Regions from separate parts of the Mus musculus genome. Here region 2 is linked to region 1. A link is a loop called in an ENCODE intact Hi-C map of the cell type or tissue named here. Cell type or tissue: left cerebral cortex. All regions are shown on one strand. Links, peaks and the distances in the headings refer to the core of each region. The heading gives the core; the rest is flanking DNA.

Evidence for each region. Hi-C counts contacts between places; a loop is a spot of excess contacts. Peaks named below come from ENCODE experiments on the same cell type or tissue, not always from the same donor. Only the 100,000 strongest peaks of a DNase experiment are listed, where the experiment ranks them.
Region 2: it touches region 1 in a loop (2.0-fold over the local background); 5 of 42 quality-filtered maps call a loop at or near these places.

What each region holds. Positions count from the first base shown.
Region 1 is chr13:91,360,666-91,368,945 of GRCm38, reverse strand. No RefSeq gene overlaps it. Among named protein-coding and RNA genes, the nearest start is that of A830009L08Rik, 23 kb to the left of the region's middle. In left cerebral cortex, for the core only: a CTCF peak has its summit at 3,194 (motif pointing right); a DNase peak (open chromatin) is centred at 3,455.
Region 2 is chr13:91,092,292-91,094,791 of GRCm38, reverse strand. All of the region lies in intron 3 of Atg10 (autophagy related 10), which reads left to right. Among named protein-coding and RNA genes, the nearest start is that of Atg10, 130 kb to the left of the region's middle. In left cerebral cortex, for the core only: a CTCF peak has its summit at 1,462 (motif pointing right); DNase peaks (open chromatin) are centred at 404, 839 and 1,446; H3K27ac peaks cover 378 bases.

The sequences.
Region 1 (8,280 bases), core at 2,179-4,678:
CTCCTTCAAGAGTGATCACAAGGAAACAATTTCTTTATTCAGCGACGTGAGCTCTGTGCGCATCTGGCTTTGGTTACTTTGTAAGGTAAATATCACTAACCGTTCACTGGATTCTTTGGGGATGGGAGGCACTGGGCTTGTGAAGACAGTCTACTATGAAATACTGGGGGTGCAATGCAGAAGAATGGCAAACAACTGGGTCCCGTCACAGGTAATTGGGTCACTATGGTATTCTTGAAAGTGGAGATTCATTTGAAAAAAAGACTTAAAAAGTATTTTCAATTTACTTTCGGTTACATTTAGGTTATTTTAGTCAGTATGGTTATTAGAATTTTACCCCAGGAATTCAATTAGAACAGAATCCTTTGAAAAAATATATATATTCTCTAATGATTATATACTTTACTAATGAAAGTATAGTCTTTTTTTTTTTTTTTGGTTTTGCTAGTTACATTTTAAATAATGAAATTATTGTAATTATTTTTATTTAAGGGCAAAATATCTGTATAGCTAATAGCCAAAGCTAACCAGAGTGCTTTAAAAATTAATGAATATTTATGAAGTTCAGGAGTAGCACAATACTGCCCCTGCCTGCTTCAGGAAAACAAATGTATTGACTCCGTTCTCCTAAAATAACCACCTTTAGTTATCGATGGTTAAAATAAATTTATTGCTAAAATGATTGTACATGATGTAATTTTTGCAATTCATGAGACTTGGCCCTGTTTACTAGGTTTAGATCTCTTTCCAAAAACTAAATCTGTTTTATCTTTTGACATGCCTGAATGCCATTTCTGTTCATTAATTTCCCATCTCAACATGTTTCTCTCTTAGTTTTCTGGGCTCCCCTCCCCCCTTGTTTTAGCGGTTCAAGTACATGGCTCAGGGTTTTCAGGCCTTCGTTTATAGCTGGTATACAGAAAGTAGCATCGTTACTCAGCACTTCCACTCGTCCTAATTTATCTACACACACTGGAAGCTGCCTGTAACATTTCCCAATGACAGTGACAACTGGACGTCAATAAAAGGACCCCACCCATTTCAACCTTGTTTGTATAAAGTTAATACTTGTGTATATTTCTTCTGTAACAGAGGTAAGGCTATTGGTCTGTTGTTGTTTCGTTTTGTTTTGGTTGTTGTTGGTTTTGGTTTTTTCCTAGCTTGTTAAGACAAGTTTTCTAGGCAGATTGCTGGTTAGCTTTAGGCTAGATTTTTTTTTTTTTTTTTAAATCATTGAACACCAGATAGACAAAGGAAAAGAAATATGATGTGAATTTAAATGATCAAAAATCCATTCTTTTAAGATAATTTTTGGTTCTCTAAGTTCAAAATTCTACAGTTTTTCTTCAAGTGAGTTTGTAACAAGAAAGATAGAATCATTTTCAACAAGCTAGCAAATTTAGGTCAAAATTTTCATTCCCTGTTGGGAGCAGGGTGGGATATGAGAGAGGGAGGGGCTGGAGGAAGGAACGGAGATTCTTGCTTCTGTTTGGAACTTATTGAATCCAAATCTCCGTATGTTTGACACTGATGCACCCTGCTCTGTGTGCCGGGCTCTGTGTGATTCCTGCTTGTTCTCCGTAAGCAGTGCTTAGTGCTACCTGCTAGGTGAAGGTGCTTGTTTGAGAAGATGCCAGGTTTAATCTGAGATTATTCCAGCTGCTCTTGATGTCTATCCTGTAACATGTTTTCACATGTCTAAGGCTTGCTGCTGCAGCTCAAAAAACAAAAAACAAACAAAACAAACAAACAACAGGAGCAAACAACAACAACAACAAAAACAAAAACCCTCAAACCTGTGTTGATACATAATTTATGTGTTTAGCCAAGAATGCGTTGTATGATAAGATTAGATAGGAGATACTCTAAAATCCTAAATAAATTAGCAAACTCTTGATAATAATTATAGTTTGATGTCTTAGTAACCACACTAGCAGAGTAGCCATTTTCCCTTCTAAAGTTGTCATGAACTTTCTTTGACCATGAAGATAGTAAAGGGAAGTTTACAGCTTGGACTTAACTTCATCTGGAACTGGTCTGGAATGAAGCTAGGCTTTGCATCCTAGACTAGGGGGGTCATAGTTTCGATTCCCATTGCCCATGGCAGGATGTTTAATTTCACTCCTGTGACTTAAAGACTTTATAGTGACGTTTGAAGAGTGGAATGTGGAAAGTATCTCCAGTTCATAGCAAAGTGGGGATTAGATGAATAATGCTCCACGTGACACTTTGCCCAGGACTTGTCACTGAGATAACTGGGAGGCATGCCACTGTGTCAGATGTGCCCAAGTCAGAGATTGTGCTGGTCTCTCACTCTGGCAATTATTTTTGAGCATGCGATGTGTTTTGGGGTCCTGTAGTTCTTTCTTTCCAAATCTGCTGAATATAAGGTAAAATGAGATTTTTTTTTTTTCTAATTGTCTTTTCTGCAACCTAGACTTGTTTTCTAAAAACCCAGACTGGGTATCCTGCTGTTTACAGGTGGAAACAGAGTTCCGAAAAAATCTTGCTTATGATTTTGGGGAAAAGTTATATTTCCTCCATATAGATTTATGTCTGAAAGCCAAGTGCCGCTTTTAGGAAAGAAAAAAAAGAAGTTCTGGTTTTGTTAATAAACAATACTAACTCAGTTCAAGATGGCCTCTGGGAATTAGATATGGAAGGCTTAGGCTGCTCTGATTTAAATGTCTGAGGTCTGCAGCACATGCGATGGCCACCCACCTAGTGGCTACATAGAATGTTTATTTTCTATAATTTCCTGATTTCTTTCAAATGTGTGTGTGTGTGTGTGTGTGTGTGTGTGTGTGTATCGAGTCTCTGTGCTTGGGAGCCTTGTAAATCTTTTCCTTGTCTCTTCTCTCTATCATTACAAAGCACCCCCACCTCCAGAGTTTTGTCTCATCGGGCCTCCTCTGGAGCTCCAGTATGTGGTTGTGGAGTGGTGGATACCACCCTAGGGACACAGATTGTCTGCTTTGATGGCCACTCACATGGTCTTTAAGGCCCAAGGTAGCCTTTATTTATTTCCCCAATATCCCATCTCAGAAAGGTTATTTTTACCAAATGATCTCAAGGGTAGAGATGTTCTAGAATAGGCATTCAAACTGAGGCTACACACAGGCTGTGGTTCCTGGAGAATCCACCACTCAGGGCCCCAAAGCCCTCTAAAACATTTTATGAACACTAGAGGGCTCACGATGAATCCCCCAATGCCTTTAAAAGTCCCAGAACCCCAATTAGCTAGTGCCTGTAACTACATCAGGCCCATTTCTATTGTAAGGGCAAAAAGAAGCTTTGGGGTAGGCTAAAAATGACAAGGATGGATGTCTCCCATCCTACCACTCCAAGGAGAAGACTATAGGACAAGCAGCTGAAAGGACACATACCCAGACCAGACTCTTGACGACTCCTGGGCAGTGGGCCAAGCACTGGACCAAGCACTGGGCATGGCTCCAGAGGCTGGGTCCCTGCCCAGGGCACTTACTGGTTCAGAGCCAGCAGAAAAGAGCAGTCTTGGCAGCAGGCAAGTGAGTTGAACAGATTGGGAAAGAGCAGAACCAAGCAGTCCAGGGCACTGTCTCACTAGGTCTGATCAGCCCACCAGCAGTGGGGATGGAGCCTCAGGCCTCCTGCTGCCTGGAAGTGGAGCTATGGGAGGTGGGGCTGGAAGTAGGATCCAGTCCCAGGAGTGGACAACACCCAGTGGCCCACCTCAGGGAAGCAGGAGAGAGATAGAGCATCATCATGCTGGAGAGAAAACCTTGGCGTGGTATCCTTCAGTGACATAGGATGTCTCAGACTAGCTTAGTGTATCAGTTTCATGCACCCCTGAGAGCCGAGTGGGTCCAAAGGTCAGGGTTCCCCAGTGCCCCTCTGCTGTGTAATGTCTATAAAATGTTGGGGCGCCCAGCTGAGAGGCTTCTTTGAGAGAGGAATGAAAATCTTTCCATCCTATTAGTTCATTTCTCCTTTTCAGTTCTTACACTAATTTTATAAGGGAACACACACAGACACAGACACACACAGAGAGACACACACAAATACACACAGACATAGACACGCACACAGATATATACACACAGACATACACACACACACACACACACACACACACAAGAACACACAGAGACACACATACAGACATACATACACACAGAGACACCCACATACAGACACAGACATACACATACACAGGCAGACAGAGACACACATACAAGTACACAGAGAGACACCCACACACAGACACCCACATATAGACAGACAGACAGACAAACACACACACACACACACACACACACAGACACACACACAGAAACACACATACACACACAGGCTCACACACAGAGACAAACACATAGAGACATACAGACATCCCCCCACACATACACACAGACACAGAAAGGCCTCAGGACAGCAGCGAGATAACCAAGAAAGGCTGGGAGGCCACCCACCTCCCACACTATAACACATCCCTGCTATTGCTATGAGCCACTGTGGCTCTTCTTTAAGGATGAAAAGGTGGGAAGCCATTCTTCCCTACTCCTAAAGGAAGATAAACAGGCAGTTTCAGAAATTTGTGGACATGGAGGAATGAATATAGGCAATGGTTTGGAGCCAACAGAACAAGAAAGAGAATCAAGTATGGGCTCCAGTTGGGCTTGAGTAATGGAAGACTTCAGCTGGCAGCTCCCATGGCTAACTGGAGAAATGCTTTTCCTTTTCTTTGAAAACAGCTACCAGACAGTCATGGTGGCACAAGCCTGTAAGCTCAGCAATTCCTAGGCTGAGACAGCAGATAAGACCAGTCTGGGTCCATGGTGAGACCCCGAGTTACCAAGCAGGCCAAGTCAGACCTAAAATCAGATCCTGACTATGTGGTAGAGAGGACTCTGTTTAGGGATTTGTTTTTAGGAGATCTCATAAGTGCTTTTTACATGTGCTAAATTCTGAGAGCCACAGACACATAGTTTAAGAAAAATATCTTCCTCCTTTTTTTTTTTAACTCATGAGAAAAATAGACTTTCCTTTCTTCTGCTATTTTTGGAAGCTTTATAATCTCTTGGTGGGATGCCTTTCTTTCTGTTTACCTTCAGATAAGATGGATTTCATGTTGGTAGAGCTGGCAGGAGAGGGTTACTGAAATGTCCTAATATGTCCACTAATAACCACAGTAGCCAAAGATTTCAGAATTCAGCTTTCTAAGTACTTAAATGTGCTAACTCCATCTTACAGATAGAAAAATGGGCACAGGCAGGTGAGACCTCATGCCTAGATCTGGTTGTGTGGGAAAATTCGATTGCAAAACAGGAAAGGGACAAGATGCCTCAAATCAGTGTGCTCGAATCAAGTCACTTAACCTCTCCTTCATTGGGCAGACTCCTTGAGTTAACTCATAGATTGTATTAGGAAGCCATTCCGTGGTTTCTACACACTGTTCTTGTTTGAGACCTCGGTGAACAGGTGAAAAGAAATCTCAAAGCTAGGCCCTGTTGCTGGGTTTATCTAGTGTTGATCTGGATGGTATTTGAAAATCATTTCTAAACACTCAAACCAACCGATAGAATATCTCTAAATGAACGGACATGAAAATCCAAAAAACAATTTCTTAAAAGAAAAAGCAATAAGTAGCTGCGATCCTACACGGCCTCTCTAGAGCTTTGAAGCTGGTTTTAAGAAATTGATTTGGTTCCATCCTTGCTTTATGAAGGGCCATAAAGCCTGCCTCCTCTTCCTGGCTCAGCTCCCTAGACAGGATTTCCAGCACTCGCTAGCACAGCTTTGCTCCTGTTGTTCCCAAGCTGAGAACACACCTTTCTGATGGGAGTGTTGCAGTTCAGTCCTCCTTGCACACTGCAGATGGTATCTTCTGTGGGAAGCCCCCTCATCCCACTTCCCCGGGGAAGCTTACTGTTCTCTGGGCTCCCACAAAACACAGCTACTCCGGGTTCCAGCGCTGTAACAAGACAAGAGGCTGCAACGGTTTGTCTCAGGAGCTCTTCCAGGCCAGCCAAACGCTGTGATTTACTTATCTTTATGAATGTCACGAACCAGCAAAGTCTACAGCGTATTTTAAGTGCTATATAACACTTGTTAAATGAATGAAAAGGTTTAAGTGGTGTGGGTTATTATTATTTTTTTATTAGAGTGAGGTGGGCTGTACAAGGGCATCACACTGGTTTTTAGGCAGCCAACCTAGAATTCTCTGTCATTCACTGTGATAAAAGACATGATCCTGAAGAAGTGGACATGATTTTATGCACATAAACTTCCTGCTTTTTCTGCAGTAGTATAAGCATTGCTAAAGAACATGATCTGATGAGATTACTCAACGGGTAAAAGTGCTACCTAGTGCAAGACTGGGGTCCTGAGTGTAATCCTGGGGGTGGGGGTGGGGGTGGGGACCATCATCCATGCATGTTTCCACCCCACTCACACACATAATAATAAGTTTAGATTTTTTTTTCTCAGAACATACCCTGGGATAGATAAGAAAACACAGCTAGACATTGGACAAGAACAGTTACCAAATCAGCGTGACTGGGAGCAGAACTCAGCTTGGTTTACCAGCTGAGCTGGATTCAGACTGAAAGACTTGAAGAACAACAATGCCTGCTGTTCATTTTGTGCTTTTCTGTGGTTATGAACGATGCTGTTTTTCCCCTCCGTTTCTCCAAAGATTAGGGATACTCTGCTCCCCTTAGCCATCCTGTGCTAACGACGCAGAGAGGCAGAGTAAGCAAACTGAGCGGAGACCTGTCTTCCCTTCTCTTGGCTAAGAACTTTATCGAGAAAAAAATGACACCCCATACTTCCACATGGTCACGTGTGCTAGAAGGAGTGGAAGTTCCGGGCCCAGTCTTTCTTTCCAGCCTTATCCAGAACAACACATGCTGCATTTCTTCCCTCTAACCACACAGGCATGGTTGGCTTCCCATTATAGACTCTTTTACACACTCTTCCCTTTGCCCACTACCCTTCCTTCCACTGCCCTTTGATTTTGTTAACTAAGATTAGTCTTCACACAGCAGGCATACTTTCCTTAAGTCTCTGGTCTAGCCTCTCTCACTGGCTCCTTGTCTTTCCCTCTCTTTTCCCAACTCCTTCTCTCTCACTTCTCTGTTTTGTTTTATTTGATTTTTGAGTCAGGGTCTCACAGTGTATCTCAGAGTGCTCTTGCTGGGGTTACCAGCAAGCATGGACACACACAGCACCAGGTACCTTGTCATCACCTTAGCTCTTGCCACCAGAAGGAGCTGAGTTTCAGTTCCCAAACCGATGAAAAAGTCCTGCCATGAGGAAGCAGAGACAGGAGGGTGCCTGTGGCTTATTGTCCAGCCAGCCGAGCTGAGTTGGTGAGTTGGTGAGTCCCTGGTCCCATGGAGAGTTCTTGTCTCAAAAAAAAAAAAAAAAAGTCTTATTTTCTTACATTCTCCTATTTATGTAAATGCTGAGAGCAAGGACTTTGCCCATTTTTGCAACATTGTATCTCAAGTTCCTAGCATAATATTGAATAGAGAATAAGTCTTGATAGAATGAAGTCAGGCAGAGAAGCAAGCTTGCACAGGCTACTAATTCGAAGTATGTGTCAGTAAAAAAAAAAAAAAAAAAAAATCCTTTCCTCAAATATACTGAGGTAGGAGAACCATAAAATAGATGGCAGCAGGTATTTTGGTGGCACGTTCTTTCTTTGACTCTCTCTTATGCGCCAGGCCCCCAGATCAATCTTAAGGATACATTATGAATGACAGACACATTGAGGCTTGCTCTCAGGCTGCCATTAAAACTTCCCTTTAGTATGTACAAGCTAATGGTAACTGTATCCATAAAATAATAATGTAAACATAGTGTGTGTATAGTGGACCAAGCTATGTTACACTTCATGTTATATATTCTTTAGTGTTGGTGCCACACCCTTACCAGTTCCCTTGATTTTCACAGGACCACCGACTGATGGCATTTTATCACCTCTAGCTTTTTGTTGTTGTTGGTTTTTTGTTTGTTTGTTTTGTTTTGTTTTTTTCGAGACAGAGTTTCTCTGTGTAGCCCTGGCTGTCCTGAAAATCACTCTGTAGACCAGGCTGGCCTTGAACTCAGAAATCCACCTTCCTCTGCCTCCCAAGTGCTAGGATTAAAGGCGTGCGCCACCACTGCCTGGCCACCTCTAGCTTTAAAGCTAAAGAAAGGCACCCTCGGAGGCATTAAATTCCTTATTCAAGATTACTCACTTGAAGTGCAACCAGAGGCCTTGGTCTGGATGACACAGATGTTATCTTTTTGGAT
Region 2 (2,500 bases), core at 1-2,500, 270 kb after region 1:
ACTCTTGCACATCCCCTCGCCACACAAGCAAAGAGTGGGGTAAACAGTTACGGAAACGGAGCCAAATGTACACGTTGTTTTTCCTATCTGGCTTTTTCTGACTAGCCTGGTGCTTTTAATATTGCTGCACTTCATCTTCATGGATAGTGTGCACAAAGCCTTAATTTCCAGCACAGAAGGATAATGGCTCAGTGATCATTGGCTTTCTCTAAAACACAACCGAACATAAGCCAGGAGGCTGAGAAAGGGAGCTGTTCTTTAAAATGGCCTTGAAATGGTGTATGCAGTCAGGTGGCTGTGACGCTTGTTCACCACAGTGTGGGGTCTTTTTCCACGGCACACCTCAGGGACTTAAAGTGTACCTCACCCGGTTGGCCGGGGAATTGTAGGCAGCTGTATACTCACTCACACAGTGTTGGAGACAGCCGCAGCAGCACCGTGTCAGTAACAGAGGATGTTCCCTCCTGCCCACTTCTTAGCTACAGAAACCCACTGGCCTGTGGTGTTTTGTTGTTTCAGCTACAAGGGTGAGATCTCCTTTAGCCTGCTAGGCAAGGGAGGTTTTAGAATAGAGGTAAAAACTTATCAAACAGCTGTTTGTTTTAAAATAGGACATTGATCTTTAACAGTGGTGTCTGTACTGATCTTAGGTTAATCTTATTATGTTATCTTTTAAAAAGTCATCATAACTAACATCATAGTTTGTGTGTGTGTGTGTGTGTGTGTGTGTGTGTACAGAATAGCTGCAGGTGTGAACAATCACTCCCTGGCCCCTAGCTTGTTTTATTTAATTTTTTTTTCTGTGATCAAGCAGAGAACCATTTTAAACAACTGAAATGGAGGACATAAGGAAGTAACAAAGAACAGTCTGAGAGTTAGTGCTGTGCTAAGTGGGGGACCCTTCTCCAACTTCGTGTGATGGCATGCTGTATAGAAAAGGCTCTTTCAGCAAGTGTTTAGGAAAATATGTTCCAAAAGATCTGCATAACATTAGTGTAACCAAGTGTTCCTCTCTGTGGCTTCCTGTTTTGGAATTAAATGCCTTCAGGGTACTCAGAATAACTCTGTTTAGAAACACAAGAAGAGTTTAACCCCTTATGTTCCTGATCAGACTTTTAAAACATAAACATGAATTAGAAAGCAAAAGGACCTTATTCTGTTCTATAGCTCAAAAAATTCACTCTAAAATAAGAAGAGTTTTTACATAAAGTTGGTGGTTTAGTTAAAAAGCAAAAACATAAACAAAAATTATCATTAGAACAGTGAGGTCAGTTTTCTTTCTTTATAAACAGTTTTTAAAGACAATCCTTTTCCTATAAGTGGGTAATTTCCGCATGAGTTCACGGTGAGTTCCTAGCCTGGCTGTTCCCAGAAAGTGCAGGGTACAAGGAAGCTCAACCTGGGTGTCTTTCTTTGTGCTGTTTGAGTTCCCTGTTCTTGAATTGCTGCTGCAAGCCAGCAGAGGGAGCACCCAACAGTATTAGAGCTTAATAAAGCATCACATTTTCCTCCTTCCCCGTCATTAAAAACGATGTCTACAACCAATCATCCATTGATTATATATTTTCACTGTGTCGATTCAAGTGTAAATATGTTGCTTTTTAAAAGGGAGACGTAAAGGGACCTTATTTATGCAGTTCGCTTCTGTAAACCTTCATTAAATATGGAACTTTAAGACTGATAATAAATATAATGCAGAGGAAAAGGTGGGCACTGCACAACCTCTGTACGCCAAAATATTTTTAATTTAGTTACAGAGAAAGAAAGGCAAAGGTCCTTTGCAAGAAAGAATGGTAAAAGTAAAATACAGTCCAATTCAAACATCAGCACCATTACAGAGAAGGTACATTCTAAGTGAATGTTGAAAGGAAGGTTTCTCAAACTGGAGATTCTAGTTGGGACGCAACAGCATAAATGGAGGGTGTCTTTAGAGGCAAACAGCTGTAGGTTTAGAGGCCACAGAACTTGTGTGGTAGAGGAGGCGCCCTGGGGCTTCAGATGGTCAGAAAGGGAAGGTAAAGATGAGAATGACTGGAAACTGTGATAGGAGTTGCTTTTATTCTGGGAGGACTTTCTCCCCCTCAGCAGCCATCAGGTACCAGTAGCTCCTCGGGTATGCATGGAACTTTTCTTTCTCCCTTCCATGCTGGGATTTTATCAAATAATGCCTTTGGGGGAATGAAAGGGTAGTATAGAACTGAGAGAATGAAAATTGTTCATTTCCATCACTGGGTAGGATCAGACGTGATGACATCTTGGTTAATAATAATAATAATAATAAGCCTTTTGTGTATTTCTATCCCTAGGTAAGGTGGGCTGTGATAACTTCTTTGATATTAATAATGCATTTTGTTTGTGTTTACATTTATAATATTTATGTATATAGTGAGACACTTATGTACAAGGTATAAATAACATTAATCATTGTACATATGTATATATCACATATGTACAACTGTATCTGTCTCATACATTTAGCATTATCACATGATTTAAAGAT